Regions from separate parts of the Homo sapiens genome. Here region 1 is linked to region 2. A link is a contact called in ENCODE Hi-C or POLR2A ChIA-PET data. All regions are on one chromosome and are shown on one strand. Each heading gives the region's core, a stretch centred on a gene start or an enhancer-like site at or near the end of the contact. The rest is flanking DNA. Distances are from core to core; before and after follow the strand shown. Region 1 overlaps ABTB2 (ankyrin repeat and BTB domain containing 2). Region 2 holds the start of C11orf91 (chromosome 11 open reading frame 91).

What was found. A loop is a pair of places that touch in the nucleus more often than their neighbours do. ChIA-PET counts read pairs that join two places held with the same protein, here RNA polymerase II (POLR2A). Pooled maps may share reads with other maps.
Region 1: a loop to region 2 is called in a map of ascending aorta, with 3 times the contacts of the local background. The contact joins the enhancer-like site here to the promoter of C11orf91 in region 2. A Hi-C loop is called at or near these places in 4 of 168 maps with a recorded cell type or tissue (CD8-positive, alpha-beta T cell, ascending aorta and naive thymus-derived CD4-positive, alpha-beta T cell) and 6 of 50 pooled maps. POLR2A ChIA-PET finds 5 or more read pairs at or near these places in 1 of 52 experiments (activated CD8-positive, alpha-beta T cell).

Annotation. Positions count from the first base shown.
Region 1 is chr11:34,249,801-34,252,500 of GRCh38, forward strand. The region is part of intron 1 of ABTB2 (ankyrin repeat and BTB domain containing 2); the gene reads right to left. Among named protein-coding and RNA genes, the nearest start is that of ABTB2, 110 kb to the right of the region's middle. RefSeq lists a silencer at 1,382-1,676. Within about 2 kb of position 1,376, at least 13 of the 41 ENCODE cell types and tissues checked have a DNase peak (open chromatin) inside an H3K27ac peak, as active enhancers do; they include ascending aorta, where a contact is called at or near this core.
Region 2 is chr11:33,699,452-33,702,244 of GRCh38, forward strand. It overlaps C11orf91 (chromosome 11 open reading frame 91), which reads right to left and starts at 1,375. Exons shown (of 2, transcript NM_001166692.2): 1 at 794-1,375. The coding sequence starts at 1,289. RefSeq lists silencers at 1,041-1,130, 1,311-1,550.

The DNA.
Region 1 (2,700 bases), core at 126-2,625, 550 kb after region 2:
CTAGCTAAGTAAATATTTCTTCAGCATCCATCACTCTATAACATCAGGAGGGCTGAAGAAGCCCAGTTCACAGTCCTGTTCTCACAAAGCTTGTGGCCTGGCTGTGAAATGAGACCTTGCTGGTATAGAGTGGTCTACATGGCTCTGGCAGAATAACCCCAATGGTGCTCAGTGACTATAAAAGCATCCCTGGGGATCTGGTGACACCTTGAGCTGGTCCTGGAAGATAGAGCTGGGAAACTCAGGCAAAGATTGATAGGAGTTGGGATTCTAGGGAGGAGCCAAGGCAGAAAAGCACAAGCTGCCTTGGAACTGAAAGAACAGGGGTCTTGGAGAGCTGGGTGTTCTAAGAGCACAGAGGAGGGAAGGCTGGCAAGGTAGATGGAGGCTGAGGGTATCTAGGCATTAAGGACCTTGTATCTTCTGGCAATAAGTAGACATTGAAGGTTTCAGTGCAAGAGCAGGGGCAAATGAAGACTCCCCAGTTCTTCTTAAGGGGCCATAAGAGTCCTCTAGTACAACCAGACTGCAATCTGTAGGGCCAGGGAATCATCCCCAGCACCCATGAAGATGTCTGGCATGTAGTGCATATGCAATAAATACTTGCTCAACAAAGTGACGATAAATGTGAATCTTGAAATCTCTTCCTTCCTTGCCCAAATAGCTTAGTTTCTCATGGGAGAAAACAAGTGGAATTTATTGACATCAAATGGCAGGGTTGTGGCCAACTGCAACAATTTTTCAAACAAACCCTAGGATAAGCTTTCTGCAGAAACAGAGATAAAACTTCATCCTGAAAGAGGAGCGATGCATGTGGAAAGTGAACAGACATGGCAGAAAGACGCTTCATCATTCTAGTCTCCAGAGCAATTCCTCCCAATCCTCAGAAGCCTTCACTAAGTTTCCCTCCCTGAGAGAGAGAGCACCAACCCCAAACTTCTTTCTGCGGCTACAAATGCTCTGCTCCCTCTAATAAAGCTAAAGTTGCCATTACTGAGATCCTACCAGGTGTGTAAGGCACTTTGCAAATTACCTTCTGCCTATTTAATCCTCAGAATAACTAGGGGGGTAGAAACCATCATTGCCATTTTACATATGAGAAAACCGAGGTTCAGAGAGGTTAAGTAACTTGCCCAAGGAAGCACAGCTAGTTAAAGGCAAAGCAAGACTCACATCCAGGTCTGTCTGCCATCAAACATGTGTTTTTACCCCTATATTTACTCCTCCTTCTGATCTCTCAGGCTACACCCATGGAGTTGGCAGGTAGAAGCTGGTGGGCTAAGAGATAAATCTTCTACCCTGGCTTCTTAATAGGGGCTGGCCTGGCTGTTGTAAAGGGGAAGTAGGAGGAGCCTCTCAGAGGCAAGGAGAATGGCTCCTCCCATATTCTGTGACAACCAACACCAAAATAGAGCGGGTGAGGCTGCCCATGGGCGTGGGCTCTGCACCCTGATTTCAGAGGGCATCACTCAGCTGTGAATCATGCCTTAGTGACAGGCAAGGAGCCTGCTCAGACAGCGCTGACACTGATTCTGCTCTGGCTGAGTGACAGCCCCAGGGGAAGAGGCGGGGCTCATCTCCAAAGGGGGACCACACAGAGAAATACAGCCAGAAACACAGCTCCCGACACTGTCTCAGGCACCAGTGAAATGCTAGGGTGGCTGGCTCTGTTAAAGGGACCCTGTCCTCCTCCTTCCCCTGGGCCAACTGTTGACCGGTGTCCATGCCATGCCCAGCAGGATGTCAGCTATGCTGGGGGAAGCCGCGCACTCTCTGAGCTATAAGAGAGTACATGGAGGGTTCTTTACTTTCTCTCATTATCTGACGTGCATTTGTGTAAGACTCCTGAACTTTTTTTTATTTGCTGGGACCAGGTGCAATGCAAAAAGGTGAGTATGTTCTTCAAGTCAGAGCACTACACAGATATAAGGAATTACAGTAAAGAAAGTTAAAATGGAGTGGAGGACACAACTGTTCCTCAGGAAACAACTAAAGCAGAATGTGAGGCTATCTACAGAGACATGAGGAGTGATTCACCGCAGACTAAAAAAACAGGAGCTTGAACGATAGAAAAAGATCCAAATCATTCCTGGTATTGTTTTCCTCTTGTGCTCACTGGAAATCTGCAGCCAGTGGAGGAGACTTTCCTCACCCAGTCCCATCCTGGGAGTCACAGTGTTTAGGGCACTCAGGGATCTAAGCTGCCAAAGTCAGCCCCACCCCACTCCCATCCCCTCCACCCAGGGGCTTGCAATCCCAGGGAAGAGGAGAGTTTCATGAAAGCTGCAAAACTCACAGCAAGGCCCGGATGGTGGTTCGGAGTTCATGCTCCAGGGGTTCATGAGGCTGAGCTGAAAGGAAGTCACCTGACACAGCATGAGCCCCCACACCAGAGCTGGCCAGAGCCCCACGACTCCATGCCTGGGAAAGCCGTGGCAGGAGTGACAGCGAGGAGGCCAGATGCACGAGCCTCTTCCTGAACCATCGCATCTCCCCACTTCCTATCAGCCTTTTCTTTGGACTGGCCCCATCTCTTCCCTGGCTTGGGGCTGACTTCCCTTTAGGAATAGGTGTCTTTGGAGCATCCAGGCAGCTGATAATGACCACTGCTTAACCAGCCCTCCTCAGTCACAGGGGGAGAGTGCCATCTGGACATCATGACCTCCCCACCACCGCTGGGCATGACCCTAAGAGAAAGAC
Region 2 (2,793 bases), core at 125-2,624:
AGACAAAGTCTGCAGGACAACCTACCGCTACTGAAAGTTCTACTTTGCAATAGGTCCTTCTTGGAGTACAAGGCATTTAACAACTTTACCCTCCAACAGGGAGGAGTCATTCAGCTCGTAGGCTGAGGGATCCTGCCCGCATCAGCACACGTGGTCCAGAGCCCTAAGACTTCAGACGTAAGACCAGATATCAGCCCAGGATCCTGGTGAGAGAACTACCGGCGCCAAGGCCACAGAGTCCCAGGGGGGCTGCCCCCCAGCATTGAGAAGTGGAGTGTCCCAAAGCTGCCCTGGAAACGGCCTTGGGCCTTGTGGTTCTTGCACAACTCCCACCTCCCCCTACAGACAACTGACAGTCACCTTACTTCACCTTCCCCCCATGGAGAGCCCCGGTTTAGGACCGAACATTAAAGCTTAGGGACTGTCTGTGGTGGGTGGAGCTCCAGAGTACAGGGTAGGAGGATGACTGTGCAGGAGGATTAAAGTTCAGGACGGGGTGGTGGCGGATGGAGTTCCAGGTGTGGAGGCTCAGAGTCCAGATGACCCAAAGGGTTTAGGACGGAGGGAGGATGGAGTTTGGGACTAAGAGGCTCATGAAGTTCAGATCTGTGGTGGGGGGAGGAGTCGGTTAAGTCCAGGATAAGGGAGTCTGGGTGCTAGGGGATAGATTTTGGATCTGGGACTACTGGGGGCTGGAGTCAAACCAGGCTACATTTCGGGTCGGGGCACGGAGCCAAGGAGGGAGCTAGGGCAGGCTAAGGCTGGGCTCGGTGGCCCTGGCGAGGTCACGCACAGCTCTGGGAGTCGAAGCCGTCCCCAGTGATGGTGAGCAACTCCAGCTCCTTAATCCGGATCTCCAGCTCGCAGAGCTCCTCCGGGTGGGAGGCAGAGGCGAGCCTGGGGGTCGAGGGGCAGGGGACCAGGGGCGAGGCAACCACCTCAGGCCCCGGCGGCGGTGAGTAGAAGAAGCGCAGAGGCTCGTAGGGGATGGAGGCCAGGCCGGAGGGCCAGGGCGAGGGCCAGGGGCGCTCGCTGGAGGGACCCAGGCCGGGTGGTGGCGGGGGCGGGGGCGCCGGGGCGGGGAGCGCCTGGGACAGGGACCGGGCCCCCGCCGCCCCGCCCACTGGCGCCCCGCCCGCCTTCAGCGGCACGAAGAGCTTCTTCCAGATGTTGAAGTCGCTGAGCGGGGACGAGGAGATGCCGCGGTCGTACAGGGACGGGAAATAGAGGGGCGGAGCCGACCGCTGGCTCATGGTGGGGCTGTGGCTGCCGCGCCGCCCCTTTGGCATCGTTTGAATGAGGGTCTGCGTGGGAGGAACCCCGCGCCGGGAGACGCGCGCTCAGGCCCCGAGTCGCCGGGGTTTCGAGGTTCCACAAGCCCCGCCCCGATGGAGCGCGGCCCCACCCTTTCGCCTCAGCCCGGCCCCTAACAGGCGGGGTTCCAAAGCCCGGACGACCACGTCCCGGAACGCGGCCCCGCCCACCTCGGCTGGCCGCACCCCGCAGTTAGAAAGCCACGCCCCCTGGCTCGCCTCGCCTCGCCTCCCGTCCCTCGACTCCGCCCACCGCCTCGCTCTTGCTCTGCGACCCCGCTGGCTTCCGTTGTCATATCCCAGCATACCCTCATCCAGAACAGGCAGCGGGCCAGGGCTGCAGAAGAAAGCTTACTTCAGGCTTCCTCTCTTTCTCCCATGAGGGAGAAAAGTATTTCCTAGAAACCTGGCCCCTGCACCAGCAGACTTACCTCATTGCCTCACTGGCCGCGCCCACAGCAAAGAAGTCTGAGAAAATCAGTGTCTGATTTTTCATCCACTACTGTGGGAGGCAGACAAAGGAGAAGAGGATTGATTGGGAATGGCTGTTAGAGCCAACCTATGTATCTGCCAAACGTTAGCAGTGTTGAGGAAGATTCTAGAAAAGGGGATCCTCATCTGGTTTGTAATAGACCTGAAGGAGTGTTTTCAGTGAAATGCAGTTTAGTTCTCTTCCAAACACAGATATCACCAGGAGCTAACAGGCAACGAGCTAACCACCAAAAGGAAATCCTGTCCGCCCTACCTCAAATACTTCACCCATTGCTTATGAGCGATTTGGACATTTTGTCCAAAGGACATGACAGCTCATTTATGTGAGTAACCTGTATTAGCCATAGACTGAGGGGAAATAACTAATACATTTTCTTGAGAGCCTCTGCCTAATGATCACTGGTATGACTAGTGATGGGTGGAGGGCAGTTAAAGAGTCAGTATCAGCTTCACAAGTTAAATATATATATGCATATGTATCTGCACACACAGTGCAAAGTGTGTGTGTGTGTGTGTGTGTGTGTGTAGCAGCAAAGTGGAGAGAGTCAGATATTCAAGCTGGGTAGCCTTGGACAAGTTGCTTGACTTTTAAGTAGGTTTTCCATAAAATAGAAATAAGAAAACCAGGCTGCCTCATAGGGTTGTGATCAAACAGAAGACGGAACAGTGTGTGTGTGAAACACTTGAACTTGGACACTTTGTCCAAACACAAGAGGCAGCTGTCCCTACTAAGGGGCATGTCTGAAACTGGGAAGCTTTTTCTTCCCACACTGAGCTTCCCACACTTAGTTGTCACACGCAGTATTTGCTCTCTGACTTTGGCAGCCACCCATCATTGTTTATTCATACAAGTGATCACTAGGCTGAGGCTCTCAAGAAAATGTATTTCCCCTCAGTCTATGGCTAATACAGGCCATGTGCGATAGCTCAGCACCCAGCCTGTAATCCCAGCACTCTGGGAGTCTGAGGTGGGATCTCTTGAGGCCAA